2 separate regions of the Homo sapiens genome follow, and region 2 is linked to region 1. A link is a loop called in an ENCODE intact Hi-C map of the cell type or tissue named here. Cell type or tissue: heart right ventricle. All regions are shown on one strand. Each heading gives the region's core, and the rest is flanking DNA. Links, peaks and the distances in the headings are about the cores only. Region 1 holds the start of MIR4632 (microRNA 4632). Region 2 overlaps TNFRSF8 (TNF receptor superfamily member 8).

Evidence for each region. Peaks named below come from ENCODE experiments on the same cell type or tissue, not always from the same donor. Only the 100,000 strongest peaks of a DNase experiment are listed, where the experiment ranks them.
Region 2: it touches region 1 in a loop (2.4-fold over the local background); 20 of 110 quality-filtered maps call a loop at or near these places.

Annotation. Positions count from the first base shown.
Region 1 is chr1:12,190,052-12,195,051 of GRCh38, reverse strand. TNFRSF1B (TNF receptor superfamily member 1B) reads right to left here. Exons shown (of 10, transcript NM_001066.3): 3 at 3,967-4,095; 4 at 3,129-3,278; 5 at 2,528-2,621; 6 at 1,954-2,189; 7 at 1,020-1,097; 8 at 434-468. It overlaps MIR4632 (microRNA 4632), which reads right to left and starts at 3,339; the gene lies at 3,279-3,339. RefSeq lists an enhancer at 2,783-3,334. In heart right ventricle, for the core only: no CTCF peak of the experiment used is centred there; no DNase peak of the experiment used is centred there.
Region 2 is chr1:12,136,782-12,152,769 of GRCh38, reverse strand. TNFRSF8 (TNF receptor superfamily member 8) reads right to left here. Exons shown (of 15, transcript NM_001243.5): 14 at 14,334-14,541; 15 at 8,563-10,483. The coding sequence ends at 10,239. Among named protein-coding and RNA genes, the nearest start is that of MIR7846, 22 kb to the left of the region's middle. RefSeq lists enhancers at 4,219-4,348, 6,202-6,281, 7,362-7,421, 7,482-7,571. In heart right ventricle, for the core only: a CTCF peak has its summit at 8,974; DNase peaks (open chromatin) are centred at 9,019, 9,256 and 9,729; H3K27ac peaks cover 3,468 bases.

The sequences.
Region 1 (5,000 bases), core at 1-5,000:
GTTTGAAAACCACTGCTCTCTGAGAAAGTGCTCTGTAAACACAATGGAGGCAAGGAGAAACATCATTGTCAGCTGACCGAATGGCACCACCCTGCAGGCTGGATCGAGCAGACACAACCCCCATCTCATGGTAAGGAAGTAGCCATAGAGCAATTTCACATCTGCCCAAGGTTGCGCTGTGGGTCCACGACCACGTGCCTGCCACGAACGCCACGAAGGCATCTGCTCTCTGCCGGAGCATTTCACACTCACAGCCTCTCTTAGCCCATGGAGGGCTGCCTGACTCCCCGGCCTTTCCTCCACCTCCCAGGGCTCTGCACACCTCCTGACACTGGACAGACCAATGACAGAATTCACTGCTTCCTCTGTGACAGCCCAGCACGCCGGGAAGGAGACCAGGGGAAGAGGGGGAGAGGGCAGTGGAGACACTCACCACCTTGGCTTCTCTCTGCAGGCACAAGGGCTTCTCTATAAAGAGGAGAGGGGACAAGTAAGAGATTGACTTCCTCAGGCACATCTGTCCTAAGTAGGAGGGCAGTATGGGGCCCCATAGAACCAGCAGAGAGGCCCAGCCCTGTGGGGACCAATCGCCTACCAGACAAGGTCCACAGAAGCCCCCACCCAACTCCACCTGCCACCATCCCAACCATTCTCCAGTCCCCCATCTATACCATCCGCGCCTCCACTGAGGATGCGTGTCCTTCCCTGCACAGACTCCACCCATCAAGATCTTACCCAGCTCAGAGACCACCTGCTGCAGGAAGCCCGAATCCCCCAGGCTTCCTGGATAGGAATCCTGAACTCCTCCTACCCTTTAGAAAACCCTGATCACCTCTTGCCTTTTAGTAATTAAGTTAGCAGAGGTACCTTCACCCCAGGCCTTAAGCTCCTACAGAACAAGGACCCCCATATCCAGCTCTGTCTGACCCCTAAGGCTGTGCCCAGTGCTGGACTCACAGGAGGCACCCCACAAAAGCTTCCTGAACAAGTGGATGAAGGAAGGAAGGATGGACTCTTACTTTTCACCTGGGTCATGATGACACAGTTCACCACTCCTATTATTAGTAGACCCAAGGCTGTCACACCCACAATCAGTCCTAGAAAGAAAAGAGAAGCTCAGACAGCTACAGAAAACAAACTCAAATGTACCAGGGGCCAGCCAGGCAAGCCAGGGACCCAAGGTGCTTCGGGTCATTGCAAATGAGGGGCGAGTCTAGGCCGGAGATTCTCAAATCCAATTACAAAGCAATCATGTCTGTGTGCCTCATTCAGCCTAAGGGCCACTAGTTTGAGACCTCTGGCCTGATGCAGTTCTACCCCAGAATGGAAGCCCCTGGAGGTGACCTGGCCCAGCCCGCTGTCTTCTTAGCCTAATGGGCTCATCAGAAACAGCAGCAAGGAGACCATCTGCATATTCAGGTGAATTGCTGACCCCACCTCTCCCCTATCCAGGGGTTTTGTTTGGTTTTGTTTTGTTTTTGAGATAGGACCTCACTCATTGCCCAGGCTGGAGTGCAGTGGCACGATCAGAGCTCAATGCAGCCTCAAATTCCTGGGCTCATGTGATCCTCCCACCTCAGCCTCCTGAGTAGCTGGGACAATAGGCACCATCCCACCCAAATAATTTTTTAATTTTTTTATAGAGATGGAGTCTCGCTGTGTTACCCAGACTGACCTCAAACTCTTAGCCTCAAGCAATCCTCCAGCCTCCTTGGCCTCCCAAAGCACTGGGATTACAGGCTTGAGCCACTGCATCCAGCCCACGCACTTAGGGATTTTGAATGATAGCACCAGGTGTGGGGAGAAAGCAGTCTCACTGCCACCTGTATCCCAGGACAGGGCACAGGGTCCAGCCCCCCGTGGGCTCTCAGTAAAACCATGGGAGAGGAAGAAAGAGAGACAGAAAGACAGGCAGACAGAAGGAGTGAATGAATGAGACTTCTTGCGACTTACCAACTGGAAGAGCGAAGTCGCCAGTGCTCCCTTCAGCTGGGGGGCTGGGGCCCATTGGGAGCAGGAAGGAGGTGCTTGGAGCAGTGCTGGGTTCTGGAGTTGGCTGCGTGTGTTGGGATCGTGTGGACACTGGCTGGGGTAAGTGTACTGCCCCTGGGGCCATACTCCGGGTGGGGGACGTGGACGTGCAGACTGCATCCATGCTTGCATTCCCAGGGATGGCCACCACGTTACAGCTGGAGGAGGAGGAGGCTTGGTCAGGAGGCAGCAGGGGACAGAGTGGCTGGGGTGGCTGGGCTCATTCACGGGCCCCAGCAGGCAGGATAGGAGAGTGACGATGTGTGCCCTCTCTGAGGACCACCCCCTCCTAGCCCTCCCCCACCTCCCCATGCACCCACCCAGTCCTGCCTTCCAGGGCAAGGTCCTGCCCACCATGCCATTTATCCTGGGAGCCACCCTCAGATAAAGCAGTCTGGACAATGGTGGTTGGTGAGCTGCTCTGTGTCCTGGACCCACAGTCACCCAGGGACAGCCCCTCCCTGCTCCTCCAGAACCAAAGGACTCAGCTACTCACATCTGGTGGGGCCTGCAAATATCCGTGGATGAAGTCGTGTTGGAGAACGTCCCCGGGGCACAGGGCTTGCACACCACGTCTGATGTTTCAGTTCCTTCAGGGAACAATCCGAACTTGTCAACCACTCAGACACTCTGCGGGACAGCTGGGCCTTGGCACTAGAGCCCTAGGAGAGGTCTGAGGGGCCCAAGGAGCTCTGTCTGCACCTCCACCCCTTACACACACACACACACACACACACACACACAGATGCCTGTACACACATGCACACACACAGATTCCTGTACACACATGCACGGGATTGGGCTGTAGAGTTATGTGAGTTCATCTTGCAGCATCACATAACTTTCCTAGCTTAGGGCTTGGTCTGATCCATCTCTGGGTCTCCTGGTTCCAGTACATAAGAGGTGCCTAATCGGGAGTGCTGGCAGGAAGAATGAACGGTGGACAGGTGGACAGACGGATGGGTAGCAGGCACCTGGCCACCACTAACAGTGCTCCCTGCTGGACTAATTAATGGGTTGATGCCCGTGACACTGCAAGGATGTCTACAAAGGAGAGGCCCATGGGCGTCCCCAAGGACCTGAGCCCCACCCCGTACCTGGTCTGGCCACGCCGAAGCCCGGGCGGCACTTGCGCAGCGGCGCGCACAGCCGGCACCCCTCCTGCTTGCTCAGCGCGCAGTACCAGCCGGGCCTGCAGGTGCAGATGCGGTTCTGTTCCCGAGTGCAGGCTTGAGTTTCCACCTGGTCTAGAGCAGCGAGAGGGCGGCAAACGGTCACGCCTGCCTCCGCCACACCCACGCTGCCCTCCCAGACAGCCCAGCACTCTCAGACAGCGGATCTCCAGGAGGCTGGCGGACCGCCTCAGCATGGGGCACACACAACACCGGCCAGAGTCCAGGGGCAGGACCGGCAGTCCTGCTACTCTCCGCAGTCCCGCTACTCTCCGCAGTCCCGCTACTCTCCGCAGTCCTGCTCGTCCCCCGCAGTCGCGCTCGTCCCCCGCAGTCCCGCTCCTCCCCGAAGTCCCGCTCCTCCCCACAGTCCCGCTCCTCCCTGCAGTCCTGCTCCTCCCCGCAGTGCCGCTCCTCCCCGAAGTCCCGCTCTTCCCCGCAGTCCCGCTCTTCCCAGCAGTTTCGCTCCTCCCCGCAGTCCTGCTCCTCGCAGCACGAGCATGCGCACCACTCTCCCACGCACCACCTCCTCAACCCTCACGTGGGCACAGTTCTCCCACCGCCTGCCCCGTGGGGCTGTGAAGAGGCTTTGGTGAGACAGAGGAGGAAAATGCCAGTGGTAGGGGTAAACAGCTGCACCTGTGCCACTTCCAACAACCAGCCTGGGGTAACTCCAGACAGCTGGAAGCCAAAGAGGCTGGAGTTGCCGGGGGAAGTTGGAGGCAGGGGTGTAAGGGCCCCCTTTTTCTCTGAACCTACTCACCAGAGCTACAGCGGGAGCCACAGCTCAAGCACTCGGGAACCCAGTTCCAGAGCTGGGTGTATGTGCTGTCCTCACAGGAGTCACACACGGTGTCCGAGGTCTTGGTACAGAAGACTTTTGCATGTTGGCCTGAGGAAACAAGGGCCAGAGGTCTCAGCTGGGCGAGCCTTCTGCCAGGACCCTGGGCTCATCCACTGTCCCCACAAAGTCCAGAGTTCTAAAGCCCAGCTGGGAAGGCTATTCTGTGGAGTTCCAATTCCTCAGAATCATCTCCCATCTAGTATTGTACCAGCTATCACGTCATTTCTGAACCCCTTCTGCTCAAAAATAGATTCCTCTCTGCTCTTTCCAGATGCTTGAACCTCCACCACTGGAGCCCTATTATCAGTCAATCACACTTTAGTAAGAACTAGCTTGCCAGTTTCTTCCTTCTTGATAGATGGCTAATATTCTCCAGCTAGGGGCATGAATGATAGGGGGAACAGGTAGTAAGAATGTAGTCCCTGGTATCCTATCAAGGACAAGGGCATGGGCCTGGAAAGCAGGCATTCCAGGGACAGAGAACACCAACGGAAACCTTAAAAAAAAGTTGACTCAGTAGCTGCTTTTTTTTTTTTTTTTTTTTTTGAGACAGAATCTCACTCTGTGGCCCAGGCTAGAGTGCAGTGGCACAATCTCGGCTCACTGCAACCTCTGCCTCTCAGGCTCAAGCAATTCTCCTGCCTCAGCCTCCCAAGTAGCTGGGATTACAGGTGCCTGCCATTATGCCCAGCTATTTTTTTGTATTCTTAGTAGAGACGGGTTCCACCATGTTGGCCAGGCTGGTCTCAAACTCCTGGCCTCCGGTGGTCCGCCCACCTCAGCCTCTCTAGTAACTTCTTAAAGAGACCCTTCCAGTTAATAAAAGAAAGAAGAGAGTCACTTTCCCTAGGATGTCTTAAAATGGCTAGGGACGGTGACAGGTACTCATATGCCCACCTACATCTCAAGGTAACGGCTCAAAGCCCTCCATTGGCTCCCAGACAGAATAAAAT
Region 2 (15,988 bases), core at 6,690-11,689, 49 kb after region 1:
TCAGGCCATTGACTGGTACGCAACCATGACCTTGGACAAATCACTTTACCTCCCTGAGCCTCCATTTCTTCATCTGTAGAATGGGGATAAATAGCCTCTGCTTTACAGGGGTGCTGTAAGGATCTGAGATGGAGACTCTACAGTGCCTGGCATCTAGTAAGTGCTTAATGAGTGCAGACCCAAAACGTGATGGAGGTCATGTATTCTGCCTTTCCAGAATGGAGCCCAGGTCCCCTAGGGTACAGGAGAGGGTTTCCCTGAGAAGTTCCCAAAGTGCCCAGCCTTGCTTTTCCCCTTCACCCTGGAAGGAAACCCCCTTGGGCTCCAGTTCCCCTGCAGTCCTCCACCCGTCCTGAGGCTGTTGCAACCTCCCACCAAGTAGCCGGCTCAGCCCTGCCAGCCTACCTCCCCAGCTCCTGTAGAACAATTTCCGCCCATGAAATTCTCTCCATCACCTTGCCCCCTTTCTTCTGTAGAAACCTAGAGATGCAAATGCAAGGATGGGGCGATGTCTACCACAGACTCATGATCATAACTACTCACTTCCCCCTGCACACCCTGAATCGCTACATTCTCCCAGACCTTTGTACAGCAGGTGCTACATCCCCAAGCCCTGGCTACACACCTCACCACACTGAGGGCCTACACACCACTTTCTTTTTTTCTTTACAGCAATTACCACCAGCCAATGTTATCCCAAATACTCTTTCTTGTCACTCTGCAGAGGGCAGGGCTGTGTGTCCCCAGCACCCCAGCACGGAGTTTGAGCTTGACAAATATTTATTGAACAAATTAATGGATGAAATTAATCCTTACAACATCTCTTTGGGGTAGGTGCTCTTATTAAACCCATTCTACAGAGGGGAAAGCAGAGACCTGCCTCCATCTGGGCTAGGTGCCATCCACTAGGGTCATGAACCCCAAGCTGCTCTCCATCAAAGCAAATATCATGCTCTAGGCCATGACCAGACTCTAGGTTGGTCTCCCAGTTGGACTGTGACTCCCTGAGAGCAGTACTGTATATCCCCGCCACTGCCCCACTTCACTGTGTTCCCCAGCGCCAAGCACAGTGCCCAACACATAGTAGGTGTTACATACAGATCTGTTGCTTGAGTGACTAAATGAGTGGCTGTATGAATGAATGAATGCATTTCTTCAGAGATATTTTTTGCAAGACTTCTAGAACTTGGCCTCCAGTCCCCCTTCACAGTCAGTGCTGTGGGAGCTTGGAGGTCCTGGGCCTGGGTGTCCTGGAAGGGTTTTTGGAGGAGGAGGAGAAAGATGAGGTTGGAAATTCAGGGGTTGGAGCGCTGAGCAGAGATTTCATGATGAGGATATGCCCTCTGTATTTGGTGACTGAGCGGAAACAGTCGGGTCTCAGGAGAGGTTTAGATATGGGAGCTGTGGAGGTAGCAGCAAAGCTGGATTGGCAGACATTGGCATGTAGGCACTAGGGAGTCATAGAAGGTTCTGTGAGGGAGAGGCCTGGCCACAGCTGGGCTTTGGAAAGGAAAGGTGGGATAAAAACCAAGAGCAAATTCCATTCCCTGTGCATTCACTGAGCCCCATGGATGCCTGCACAGTGTTCTACAGGGTCTGGGACTCAGGGCTGGGGCCTCAGCACAGTGGTGACCTCGGCCTGAGCCACAATGGAGCAGCATGGCCAAGTGTGTGAGGACGCAGACTCCAGCCAGGTGGCCTGGGTTCAAAGCCTAGCTGCGCCACTTAGCAGCTGTGTGACCCTGGGGAACTGGCTTAGCCACTCTGCGTGTTGGTTTCCTCATCTGTAACATAGGGGTAATGTAATAACTACTTCCTAGTGCACTGTGAGGTTTAAGTGAGAGCACACGAAAGCCTCAAGTACAGCTCTTATCATCTTTCTTACTAACCTGTGACTCCATGCATGGCAGGAATAAAGCCTCTTCAACTCTATTGTCAAAGCCCAACCCAGATGGGCACAAAGAGCTTCTCAGGGAACTTTCGATGCATGAACTTGGCCCAGAGGACCCAGGGTCACCCAGCGAGTGCCCCGGTATTCACCAGGAGGTCTTCTGCACAGGGTGAGGAACCCTCCCTCAGTACGTGCAGAAGCTGTATTTCCTGAGTGAAGTGTAATTGCAGTGAAAAACAACATCCCTCCTGACAGCCTGTACTTGCATAATCTACCCACAACTCTATGTGACTTCCTGACATGGTTCTGTGCAACCCAAGTTGGGGGCCCCATCCTGCCCTGGAAGGTCCCAGACCCTGCCCTCTTCCTCAGGAGAGGCCTGGCAAGACCTCTCAGAGCCTTGATTTCCCTATCTAAAAACTAGATAGGGCCTAGTTTGTATGGGTACCAAGCTCAGATGTTCTCTAATCAGACAGATGTGAGCTTGCTTTCCAGTCCTGCCACATTCTGACTGTATGGGTCCCTGAATGCACAGGTCAGCTGCTCAGTCCAGAGCTCACACTCTGGAGACAGACCAGCTTGGATCCAAATTCCAGCCAGAGGAACTTGGGATTCCACCAGGTTATGTAGCTTCCTTGAGCCAACTCCAAGGACAATAATGGCAAAATTACCGAGAGGCTAAAATGAGACAGTATGTGAAGTGCTCCTGCTGACACATAAGATCTCGAGATTCTTTGACACTCCTCCTAATGAGGGGTGGGATCTGTGTCCCCTCCCCTTGAGTCTGGGCTCTGTGACTACCTGGAATGCAGCAAAGGGGATGCAGTGCCAGTTTCCGGGGTCAAATTTTATGACGCTGGCAGTTTCTACTTCCTGCCCCCGGAGTTGTTGGCTCCAGGAACCCAGCAGCCATGCTGTGAGGAAGCCCAAGAAGCTCCACAGAGAGAAACTGACAGCCAGTACCAATTTGCCAGCCCTCTTGGAGGTGGATTCTCCAGCTCATCTCATCACCCCCGCTGGTACTATGTGAGCCGAGATGCACCTCCCCTGCTAAGTCCAGGCCACATTGCAGATTTGTGAGCAAAATTAATGACCATTGTTTTAAGCTATTAAGTTTTGAGGTGATTTGTTATGTAGCAAGAGATGACTGGAACAGTTACATCAGTTACTGGTCATTTAACACTTCTTAAAAATGGGGACATGTGTGCTCATCTATAAGGTCCCTCTGAGGTCACATGACAATGGAGGTAAAATGCTTTGGCATTAAGTGAATTCTGAATTAACGATTTCCCTGCCCCCATGCAAGATCAGCTACATAATTTGTAGAACTCCATGAAAAATGAAAACACAGGGCCCCTTGCCAAAAATTATTCATCACTTTCAAGATGGCGACAGCAGAGCATTAAACCAAGCCCAGGGCCCTTCTGAACCTGGGGCCCTCTGACTGCACGGATCAGTAGCTTGTGAAGCTGCAGAAGCCCAGCTGATGGGATATTTTTGTCTACTCTGTTTACTCTTGCAAAGCTGCCTTGTAAGTAAGAACCCAACCCTCTCACCACAGTTACTTTTAACATCAATTTTTTCTTTAAAGGAAGAATGAAAATCAGCATGTCATCTTTACTGCTCCCTTGGACTAGACAGTGACTTTCCCCTACCCCAGCCCCAACTGACAGCTACAGTTAGAGCTATCTCCATCACACAGCACCAAGCTGGGACCCTGGGAAAACTGCTTTGCCTCTATGGGGCTCAGTTTTCCCATCTGTAAAATGGGAGGCTTGTTCTTGATCGTCTTCCTTCAGGGAGCCTCAGGTGGGGCAGTGAGCAGGATATGAGGTGTTACTGGGGATGGAAAGGGCAATTCCACTCTCAGGCAGTTCTCCCCCAGAGATTCCCTGGACTCAACCCAGCCCCGAGTCTCCCTGGACCTCAGAATCACACGCCTGTAATCCAGTACTTTGGGAAGCCAAGGTAGGAAGATTGCTTGAGCCCAGGAATTCAAGACCAGCCTGGGCAACATAGAGAGACCTGTCTCTACAAAGAAAGAAAAAAAAAAATTAGCCAGTCATGGTGGCACGTGCCTGTGATCCCAGCTACTCGGGAGGCTGAAGCAGGAGGATCACGTGAGCCCAGGAAGTTGAGGCTACAGTGAGCTGTATTTGTGCCACTGCATTCCAGCCTGGGTGACAGAGGAAGACCCTGTCTCAAAAAAAAAAAAAAAAAAGAAAGAAAGAAAGAAAGAAAAAAAAAATCACACACACCTTTGAGGAAAGCTGTGTCAAGGAAGGAGGCCCTGGCTGGGTTAGCTCTGTGTCCTTCCTGTCCGGTCAGAGCAGTCAGAAAGCCACACCCAGCCTGGAGTTTGACCTTGGGCAGGTTACCCTGCCTCTTGCAACTGTCCCTGCCTTCCCATAAAGGGAGGAATAAAATCAGCCTCTATTCTATCTCTCAGTTGTGGTGACTTGAAGATGAAAGGAAACTTATCTAGAAGGCATAGTGCCAGGGGATGACCACGATATGAACACAACCCCTGACCACAGAGGCAGCCAGGCCACCTGGGCATGGGGAGGGATTTAGAATCACAAAGTTGGGGGTTGAACTCCAGCTCTGGGACTTCCCAGCTGTGTGGCAGTGGGCCAGTTGCTTCGCTCCCCCCCACTCCCCGAGCCTCAGTTTGTAAAAGGGAGTGCTGCCACCCAGCCTATCTACTGTCCAGGGTTCTATTAGGAAGCCCAGATGTACAAAGAATGCGGCCTAGGCGAACTCTCAGCTCTTAAGATGCTGCTCTTGATGGCTGTCATTTACTGAACATGGCATACGTGCCCAGACTGGACTTCCACAGTCCCTCTCAGCCTTATAGTTCCTTTTCTTTTTTTTTTTGAAGACAGAGTCTCGTTCTGTCACCCAGGCTGGAGTGCAGTGGCACGATCTCGGCTCACTGCAACCTCCGCCTCCCAGGTTCAAGCAATTCTCCCACCTTAGCCTCCCAAGTAGCTGGGATCACAGGCATATGCCACCATGCCTGGCTACTTTTTGTATTTTTAGTCGAGACGGGGTTTTGCCATGTTGCCCGGGCTGGTCTCGAACTCCTGACCTCAAGTGACCCACTCACCTCGGCCTCCCAAAGTGCTGGGATTGCAGGCGTGAGCCACCGCATCTGGCCCCATTAGGTCCATTTTGCAGACCAGAAAACCCACATTGAACGCACATAAGGGCTTTGCTTGGGACCAAGCAGCTGGGAGCTTGTCGAGCCGGAAGCCACAGCTCCATGCCACCGTCATGAAATGGCCACTGCCTCCATGAGGGCTAAAGGGTAAAAAGCACAGGCCACCGCTGACCCTGTGATACTGAAATGATCCCTCTGCCTCATGACCGGGAAAACAATCACCACACCAAAACACAAACAAAGGCCTCCAGGCTTCCCAGGGTTTTTCAGTTTGGTTTTTACTCTCTGGAAGATACCCAGAGAAAGGGGGAAGCTAGACCGGCAGACTCCTAACCCTACCCATAGCTACAATCATCACCAGGAATGCTGTCTTAGTTCTTTCTGAGAAAACCCATCTAACTGCTTCCTGGCTGCCAGCAGCTGCTGCCTGTTTCCCCAACTTCCCTCCAAAATAGGTTAAAACAACCTTTGCCGCCCCTGGTTTGGCCTTTCTCACTGATTGCTGAAATAATACCAGGATGTTTATTGTTCTACTAGGAAGAAAACAGAAAGAAACATAGACCAGTACTTTTATGATAAAATCTAGGTGCCTAATCACAATGGCCCACCAGGCCCTCCTCCCCAGGCCTTCCCCCCTCACCTCCTTTTTTCCCTCGCCCACCGTGCCTCTTCCACCACTGTGTTCTTCCTGAAACTCGAGGCAGGAGTGTGCCCACTTCAGCTCCCTGCCTTCCAGACCTCGCTGGCTTGTGACATCACTCAGGCCAAGTTCAAAGGGCACCTTCTCAAAGAGGCTTGCCCTGACCACCTAGCTAGTGGTGGCCCTCCCCTCCCACTCTGCCACAGTACCTGGCTCAGACTCCTTGTGGTTCACAGCGTGATCTGACTCTGGAATGACCTTGTGTACTGATTTGATGACGCCACCGTCTGTCCCGTCCACCAGACACAGGACCCACGAGAGCAAGTCTGTGCCCCACTAGTCCTCAGCAGCTAGACCCTTTAATTGAGGAAAGCCCTCGAACAGTAATGTGGTGCAATCTGGAATGTGCTAGAACCACGAGTGAGATGTCCCTCCGGAGGGACCCGCAGCACTTCGCCGACATGCCCAGAGTTACAGACGTCGAATAATGAGCCAGTCCTATGACTGTGATCTGAAGGGTTCTTGGGGTAGCCCACAGAACAAGAAGAGGCCTGCCCACTGCGGGGCTTCCCACAGCAAGTTGGCCCCAAGGGTGGCTAGGTTCCCAGGCTGGCCTGAAAGCTCTGATTAACCTTGATGGGCTGAATTCTGCAGACATAGGAAGGGCTCGCTCTTGACAAGCGGCCACCAGGCTGGAATAAGGACAGAACCTGCCACTCAGCACAAGCCACACACCGAGTGGCATGTCAGGGAAGCCCCACAACCCCGTCAGGTAGAGACTGACACCCCCATTTCACAGACAAGAAAACTGAGTCTGAAAGAGATCATGGAACATAGCCAAGCTCATGCAACTGATAAATGGCAGAGCTGGGATTCGAGCCTGTGTGTGACCCCGCAGCGCCATCACCATCCGCACGCTGCTGTTGTGTCTGAGCTGCAGAGAATGGCAGGCAAGCCTCTCTGCCCTGTGCCTGGCTCACACCCATGGCCCCAACATTGAACACCTGCTCCCCTGGGTCAGCCAGGGGCAAGGGTTCCAGGGTGTTTGGCCAGCATGGGGTGCTGGCTTAGGAGGAGGTGCCTGGCAGAGGGGCCTGGTGGAGGGTGCAGGGGCCTGAGGTGTCCTCAGCAGCTTCTCCTTCAGCCCAAGGAGCCCCCCTTGAAGCTGAACAGTCTCGCCTTGACTAAGCTTTTCTCTTGGGCCGTGGCTGTGAATCTGATGTCCCCACATATTCTGGCCCAAGCAACCCCCACCCCACACTTGCCCCCCCACTGCAGAGGATCGAGGAAGTGGGGGGAAGAGAGAAGGCACCCGAGGAACTGTGGCTGGAGAGCCGCCTCTCATCCCCACACAGGTTTTCATTTCTACTTAGCCCAACCAATCAGTGCCCAGTGACCATGGGACAAAGATGACCAAGACCCAGCCTTGGGTCTTTTACACCTCACTGTTGGAGGGTGAGGTCGTGATGGAGCGAGAGACGCTCTAGGGAGGTCCCCTCGTTCCGTTTTAGGGACTGACCCGAGCCGTGGAGATTCTGTGAACTGTAGAATGGTTTTTACCACCTACAAAAGTGCCTTGGGAAACAATGGCTTTTCTTTGAAGGCAACAGCTTCCATCTGATACTTACCACTTGCTGTCCCTCTCTGATCGCAAATGTTTAGGAAGAGGTGTGTGGGGGTGTCGTCACAGCCTGAGAATTGCTACCTTGAGTAGCAGGGAGCTCTGTCCATCTGCCAACCTGGACGTGAGCACAGCCAGAGAATAGAAGGGGTCCGCTCATCGCTGGGCAGGATGGGGAAATCCACCCTGGCTCCTGGACTGAGTGCATGGCTGGTTCAATGGCTGGGCTGATGTGTGGGTGTGGGCTGGAGTCTTGGGGATGGGGTGGACAGGGTCTGTCTGTGGCTGTGGGTGTTCTCCACCTCGCACAGGAGACAGTCAGAGGAGGCCTCAGGCTGGCTGCCTGGGGTGGAGGCTGGCCCTAAAGTGCCACAAAGCTGTGCCCAGGGAGGCAGGCTGGGCTCCTCCCAGCTCAGACACTGAAGCCCAACACTCCCAGATACCTGTGGTCCTCACCCTGCCTCCCAGGGATCCCAGATACCTGTGGTCCTCCCCCTGCCTCCCAGGGCTTGGGCACTCACGCTGTTCCTTGGAGAATCCCTTCTCCAAAGCTATGGGGCTGCCCGGCCCAGCCCAGAGGGAGGAAGGCCATGGGGAGGCCCAGAAACCTTTCTTCGAATACCTAAAGGGAGCCTTGTGACAACAGTGGCATTTTTTTTTTTTTTTTTTTGAGACGGAGTCTCATTCTTGTCACCCAGGCTGGAGTGCAGTGGCACGATCTCGGCTCACTGCTGCAACCTCCACCTCCCAGGTTCAAGCGATTCTCCTGCCTCAGCCTCCTGAGTAGCTGGGATTACAGGTGCCCGCCACCACACCCGACTAATTTTTATATTTTTAGCAGAGACGGGGTTTTACCATGTTGGCCAGGCTAGTCTTGAACTCCTGACCTCAGGTGATCCACTCGCCTCGGCCTCCCAGTGTGCTGGGATTACAGGGGTGAGGCACCGCAACTGGCCGACAGTGGCTTTGAGTGTCCTCAAAGGGCAGCCTTTGGACCAGGGAGCGGCAATTACATGGAGAAAGAATTTGCCTCGAGTGATAAGGAAAATCTTCCAGCAACAAGAAGGACTGCCCCAGCAGGAAGTGGGCTCCCGGCCCCAGAAGTATCCAATCTACCAGAGACTGGCCACCTTAGTGCCTGGGGGTTCAGTGGGAATTCCTGCCCTGCTGGGAGACTCCCAAAGCCACTTCTGCTCAGGGGTTCTATTAATAACATACTCTCAATTTCGATGATCATGTCCTCAGCCTTACAGTTCTTTAAGGATTTTATGGATTTTTAGAGATTCAAAAGTTGTGTGAAGGGCCACTAGGTAAGGAAGTGCATTATTTTGTTGAAACATGTCAATCCCTCCCATCATGGGCGCCAGACTGCCCTGCCTGGCAGGCGTGTGCCTTCCAGCGTGCCTTACAGCTGCGGCTGTGGGTGATGCAGAGACACCCACTCCATCCTTGCACAAACACTGGGCAAACAGTGTCTGCCCACTTAAGCTTCTTCTGGCCAATGTCCAGGTTCTGGTGTAACCACCTCTCGCAAGGCCACGGCTTCTCCAACTTTCCCCAAAACATCTGAGCGGTTTCAGAAACTATCACTTCCTCCAGAGAGCACGTGGCTGCCCGATGAGTAAACAGCAGCCTTCCCGGGCCTGCCTCCAGGCGGTAAGTCCACGAGTCTCCAGGCTGCCCGCAACTCCAAGACTCATCCTTATCCATCACTCATTTGCATACACGTCTGAAGGCCCTAGGGAGTCAGCTGGCCAGCCGACCGGAAGTCAGGGCCACTACTCCTTAGCGTGAAATGTGAAAAACCCAAAATCCTGATGAAACCTCCAAACGGTCTTGTTTCCTATGGTCCAGAGTAAAGCAGATGCCTGGGTGAGGCCGTGGTGCCTCTCGACATCCACACCCCAAAGCGTGCAGAGCCGGAACCAGGTGGTGGGGTCGGTGCTAGTGGATTTGCAAGCAGGGCAGACCTAAGGAAGATGCTTCTTCATTTCCCAGGACAGAGTGGGTGGGGCCCACAGAGAGCGGTCAAGGACTCCAGGCAGGGCCCGAAGTTCCCCATGTTCACATGGGGAGGAAGTCCCTGGGCAAAGTAAAGCAGGTTCTCTGGGTTGGTGAGGGGCGGTCTGCAGCTGCTGAGGGCTGCAGACATCTGGGACCCGAGGCGCCTGCTGTGGCGGGGATTGGTGGGGACATTCTGAGATGAGTGACTTGATCCTGGGCCCTAGGCCCTGGGCCCACCGAGGGGGCTACAGGACAGGGAAGGTGGGCAGCACCAGGAGGGTCCCACAGTCCAGGCAGGGGCCCTCACACCAGTGCAGAGTACAGTGTGGCCGCTGCAGCAGAGACAGTGCCAGCTGACGACGCCCCATCCCTCGACTTCCCTTTTGACTCTGGAGAAACAACCACAGGCACTGGCTCCATGCCCACTGGGGGCCACATTTACAGTAACTGGGGGCATGCCGGAAGGGCCCAATGGGTGTCACCTCTGAGGTCCAGGGAGAGAGGAGAGTAGGGTTACAGGGGCCCCGGGAGCTGGCCTCACGACCTCTCCCTCGCTGGGCTGTGGGCCTGGTGGTTAAGGTCTGATGCCCAGGGCTCTGGGACCAATGCTGTTCTCGGCAGTGCCCATCCTGCCATCTGTTTGCTGCCTCAACCAACATCACTGCTGGGATCCAGTCCCCTTGGACTGTCTCTTCTGTACAAGCCCCGGATCCCCTAGGCTCTGGGTCAGGGGACAGCTAAGTTGGGGATGCAAGCAGAGACCACCAGACCCCTGCAGTGACCGGCCGGTCCACCACTAGATGCTGGAGCCTCAGTTCAGGCCAGATGGGCCTCTGCCCCCAACCTCGGTGCCAACAGTGCCATCCTGGCCTCCCAGAGGCCACCCTGCTGCCCTCCTAGCCCCAGCCCAGCCCAGGCCTCACTTTCCAGAGGCAGCTGTGGGCAAGGGGTCTTCTTTCCCTTCCTCTTCCACTGAGAGCATGACATCGCTGCAGCTGCCCAGAGGCGGTTCTGTCTCCTGCTCGGGGTAGTGGGGGGTATGGTCCGCCTCCAGCTCCTCCTCCAACTCGGGCTCTGCTGGCCCCGCCAGGCCCCGGCCCTCCGGCAGCTCAGCCTTCACGGTCCCCACGATCACGGTGTCAGCCTTCATGATGTAGATTTTCTCTGCAAGGCAAAAGGATGGGTGAGCGAGGGAGGCCAGAGCACCAGCCAGGATGGGAGCAAAGAGGCAGAGAAGGGCCGAGGCCCAGTGCTGGTACACCTGCCGGGTGGCTTCAGGCTGATGGCACAGCCTCTCTGATGTACCTTACAGGCATCCTGGGGGCTCAGAGGAAATAGAACAGCTAGGAGCTGGGCCTTGAGGAGTTAAGAACCAGCCCACTTGTACTTAGGATTTTCTCAGCACATCTCTGCGGATGGGTAGGGAAGAAGAGGACAGGGTGGGACAGAAAGCAAACTGTGGACAAAAACAGGCAAAGCCGTGGGTAACCAGAGCACGAGCAGAAACAGCAGAGCTGAGCAGTTTCCACACCCCCACTCCTGGGTCCCCAGCCCTCCTGCAAGGCGGACCCCATCAAGATTCCCATTTACAGGTAAGAATCTGAAGCCTGGAGAGGTTAAATGACCTGCCCAAGGTCGCCACGTAGTTAGGAGAAATCCCCCAAAAAAAAACCACCCACTCCGCCTGGTGGCCCTTTCTGCTCCTATCTGTGTGCCTGCAGCCAAAACCCGGGGTGACCAACTTGTCCAGCTTGCCCGGGAACATTCCTGGTTCTACTACTGCAAGTCCCGTGTCCTGGGAGTCCCCTCGGTCCGGGCAAACTCAGCCAGCCTGTCACATCCTGCAGAAAACCCGGCCCCCTCAATAGGTCTCGGCAGCCCATGATTGAGACAGCCTGGCTCAGGCCGTGAATTTCGGGGCTTACTGCTCACAGCCGGTCTCCTGCCTGCAGCGTGCATGGCTGTGCTGTGAGCACATGGTGGGAGCTTGGACGGAGGGCCGGTCCTCGCCACAGTCTGATGTGGGGGCTTCTGGTGTGGCCTTCTGATAGAGGGGACATGGGGGCTCAGGTTCAGTGGCCCGAGGAGCTGGGGAGTGGGGAAGCCTGGCCTCCGCCCAGCTGATGGTGTCTGGCTCAGGGTGGGCTGGCTCCCAGCTGTTCTGCGCTGGACTCTGGAGGCCAGAATGGGGAAGCTCAAGAGGGAACTTGAGAGCTGGGGTGGGGTGGGGGTGCAGGGACCCCTGCCTTTCTGGGTAATGCAGTTATACCCCTCGGATTCAGGAACCCCAAAAAGGTTCTCGAGTCCCCCACACCCTCAACCCTATTGCATGACGCTGGTTCTTCTATTCTGGTTTTGAACACCCCCAGGAAAGAGAGAAGTGCGCCAAACGGCAGCAAGAGGAGAAGGCCCAGAGTGCGGGACAGGCTATGGGCTGGGCGCCCCCACAGACCCCAAAACAGAGCAGGGCCTCAGCACTCCCCACACCTCCATCAGGCTTGTGGGCTCCCAGCCCTAGGAGCCCTATAGAGGGCTGGGCAAAAGATGGGGGCCGGGGGTGGTGAGAGAGGAGACCCCAGGAGGGGAGAGAAGGCCCAGAGGGGGATGGGCAGAGAAGATGAGAGGCGGGTGGGGTCAGGTGGGAGGGAAGTGAGGGTGGGGGTGCTGGATTAGGGAGAAGGAGCCACAGCTGGGGACAGGCTGGTCCCCTCACATTCCTCAGGGAAATGGGCAGGAGTCCCCAGGAAATCTGGAATTAACTGGATTCAAAGCGGTGGAATTGGCTGCTCTGGGTGAGGAAGCAGCTCCCACTGAGCTCGGAAGTGAAAGAGGGGTCTGGAAACTTCAGAGCCGGCCATGAGGGGTCTGCCCCGCTCTGGCTCTGCCCCCATCACAGGCTGCCTACTCCCCAGGCTGTGGGGGTGGCTTCCAAGGGCTGCATGGATTTCCTGCCCCCTCCCCAGAGCTCCAGAGTCCAGGGAATTCATCTTGGCTATGTGGGGAGGGCAGGTGAGGAAGTTGGGGGGAAAGGGGTTCTTCCCTTGCCTGGTTCCCAGGGGAAGAGGGACGATGTACAGACCCCAGTGTGACCCCTCTTGGGAACTGGATGGGAAGGGGGAACGCTACCCTGGGCTGGCATTAGGAGGACAAGGGGGTTGCCTGTGTCTTGGGTGCCCAAGAGAACCTCCAAGGCCTTCCCTTTCCACCATGGCGGAGGTGGCCCCCGATCCACTCACCAGCAAGGCCTGCAGGCCATGCCAGGGGAGGGCAGCCCACACCTGAGCCAGCTGCCTGGGAGCCTGGTACTTCCTTCTCCTCCCCATCAAACACCCTCTGAACCCCACCCCTGGGATTCCAGGCACTGTACTCAGTGTGGACTCAGAAGTTCCAGTTAGGACTTCTTAGGAATTCTGAAGAAGCCTTTGATGGTATTTCCCAAAATACATACTTTTCAAATAAAACTTACTAAAAGCTACCATTTCAAAAGCTTCAGTTTGTTACAAAAGACTGCCCAGGCTGGGCATGGTGGCTCATGCCTATAATCCCAGTACTTTGGGAGGCCAAGGCAGGCAGATCACCTTGAGGCCAGGAGTTCCAGACCAGCCTGGCCAACAGAGTGAAACCCCATCTCTACTAAAAATACAAAAAATTAGCCAGGCATGATGACACTCGCCCATAATCCCAGCTACTCAGGAGGCTGAAAAAATAAAAAGAGAAGATGACTGCCCTGAAGAGTTCTGGCCACCACTGTCTGCCATAGAAATGCACAGGACAATTACAAATGACTCTTCAGTATTATCCCAGTGCCAGTTACCCTTCCAGAAGCGACAGAGGTGGGGTCCACCAAGGCCCTGCCCACAGGGAGCACAAAGCCAGGTGGAGGTGGAGGAAGGCTATAAACACGCAGTCACACCACTGGGTGCTAGGACACCGGGTAGGGGAGGCCTGGGTTCTTAGGGAGCATAGCATGGTGGAGAGGGCACAGAAGGCTTCCTGGAGGAAGGGGCAAATAAGCAGGGTCCCCAGGATATCCAGAATTAACTGGATTCAAGGCAGTGGAGTTGGCTATTTCAGGCGAGGGGGTAGCTCCCATTGAGAAGCTCAGAAGTGACAGAGGGGTCTGTAAATTTGGGAGACTGCCATGAGGGGGAGGGACAGACTGTGGGGTCAGAAGGTAGGTGAGTCTGGTCGGGGAGCTACAACTTGCTGTCAGCCTTGAGTGCTGGAATAAGAATGCTGGAATTCATCCCATAGGGAATGGGAAGCTGCTGGAGGCTTCTCGGCAGGAGTGCAATAGGGTCAGGTATACATTTTGGGGAAAATGCCGTACCAAGGTGATGAGAAGCAAGAGAGGAGGCAGGGAGGCCCACAGGAGGCCAAAGCCAATGTCTGTCCAGGCTGGCAGCAGCTGCCGTTGGGAAGCTCTGAACATCTGGGCCCCATCTGTCCTCCTGCTTCTGCAGAGGGTGGGTGGTAACGTGGACAAACCACGGGCTTCAAGGCCCAGCAGATGCGGGACGAGTTCCAGCTGTGCCACTTAGTAGCCATGCAATGGGGAAAATCACTTCACCCTCTGAGCCACGGTCTCCCCAACTGTAAAATGGGGAGAAAGACACCATCCAAAGAAGGTGGTGAGACCATCAGAGATGAAGAGATGGCACCTACACAGTGCCCGGAATGCGCCAGACAAGTGGCAGGTCCTGTGACCACTGGCACGTCTTCCTCCTGTCCCCTCGGGTGCTCGGTGTTGGGGGCTGGGGTGGTGTTCGTTTTTTATGAGTAACAGCAGGCATCTCATGCACACTGGCTCATGAATCCGCACAATGGCCTACGAGGTAAGTACCCTCGCTGTCCCTACTTACAGAAACTTCAATTGGGGTGAAGAATCTATGCCTCTCCTTTCCTGGGCCTTTCAACTCCAGGGTCTCCAGGTCCCTTCCAGGGCCCAGGGCCCCGTATTCATCTCCCATCTGCCCCTGGGCTGCAGGGGACCTCCCAAAACAGGCTGACTCACCAATCTTGTTATTGGTGTGCTCCGTGGACACCCGGGGCTCAGGAAGGTCCCTGGGGGACGAGGGGCCCCCGGCCGGGCTGGCATCCTGCAGCGGCAGGCTCTCCAGGTAGGCTGCCCCCACGCTGTGGCAGGTCTCCATCAGTGGCTGGCTCATTAACCCTCGCTCTTCCGCGACGGGTTCTGTCACCGACGCACCACTCCTCAGCTGCTGTGGGACGGGAATGGGTGCTGCTGCAGGGTACCCCCAACCTCCCCACCAGTCTCTGAACTGGGAGGCCCCTTTTTTTTTTCATCTCTACAGACCCCAGTGAGTCCCCCTTTCTGCTTTAAAAGCTGCCATGAGCTGCCCCGGGCTTCTCAGCTTTCTGGGTGAAGTCTGTTGCTTTTAATTTGTACTAAATAGTAGGGGTAACAGTCAGCGACTCACAGGGTGCTCGCCACGTCCGTTGGCCCTGTCCTAAAGTCCTTGACATATGTTAATCCTCACAACCACTGTATGAGGTGGGTAACAGCCCACTCCCCATTTTACAGATGAGGAAACTGAGGCACAGAGGAGTCGAGTAATTGGCCCAGGGTTATACCATCAATAAGTATCTGAGCTAGGATTTGAACCCTGGCATCTGGTCCATAACCCACACTCATAAGCACCCAAGTCTGTAAGTACCAGCTCCAGGTCCCCCACCTCCTGGAGCAGCCCCTCCAGCTCCCCAGCCCCGACATCCTGGAAAGTAGTCTTTTATGATCACACTCAAGCATTCTAAAAACAGACTACTGTTAGTTCAAGTGACAAGCCCGGTGACCTCTATACTATATAATCTAAATTCATGTATATTATTAATAAATATTTTCTAAATGCTAAAAAAAAAACAAAAAAAAAACAAAAAAAAACAAAAAAACAGCTATGTCATGAGGAAAGTGTCAGTTTAGTTTTTGATTTTTACAGGTAAGGGCAAAGAAGTGGCCTCATGAAATGTCCTGATGCCTTCAAAATGGAGTGAGTGTGAGTAATTCAGAGGAGGCAGGGATGCCCGTGCTGACGCAATGATTCTCAAGGCACAGAGGGCGTATCTTTTAGATTGGTGCAAAAGTAATCACGTCTTTGCCATTATTATTATTATTATTTTTTACTTTTTAAATGGTTTTATTTTATGTACAAATAATGAACATATGTTATACCCATAAATTCTACTTTCCCAAAACAGGAGCTTTTTAAAACAAAACCACATAATAACTTTTAAAAGGCGCTGAGATTCCTCAGCTTCCAGATCACTGCTGAGCTAGAAAAATAAAGTTTGTTCTACCAGGAACCACAGCTTAGAACTGAGTATTCTTCACTCGCTAAGAGTCATCACCACTCCCTAATCTCAAGTACCCAGGGACACAAACACTGCGGAAGGCGGCAGGGCCCTCTGCCTAGGAAAACCAGAGACCTTTGTTCACATGTTTATCTGCTGACCTTCCCTCCACTATTGTCCTATGACCCTGCCAAATCCCCCTCTCTGAGAAACACCCAAGAATGATCAATAAATACTAAAAAAATTAAAAAAAAAAAAAAAAAAAAAAAAAGAACTGAGTATTTTTCAAAGTGGAAATTCTAGAGTGTGGTGTCACTCCAGACAAAGATTATTCTGTTCTCAACCCCAACATCCACAACT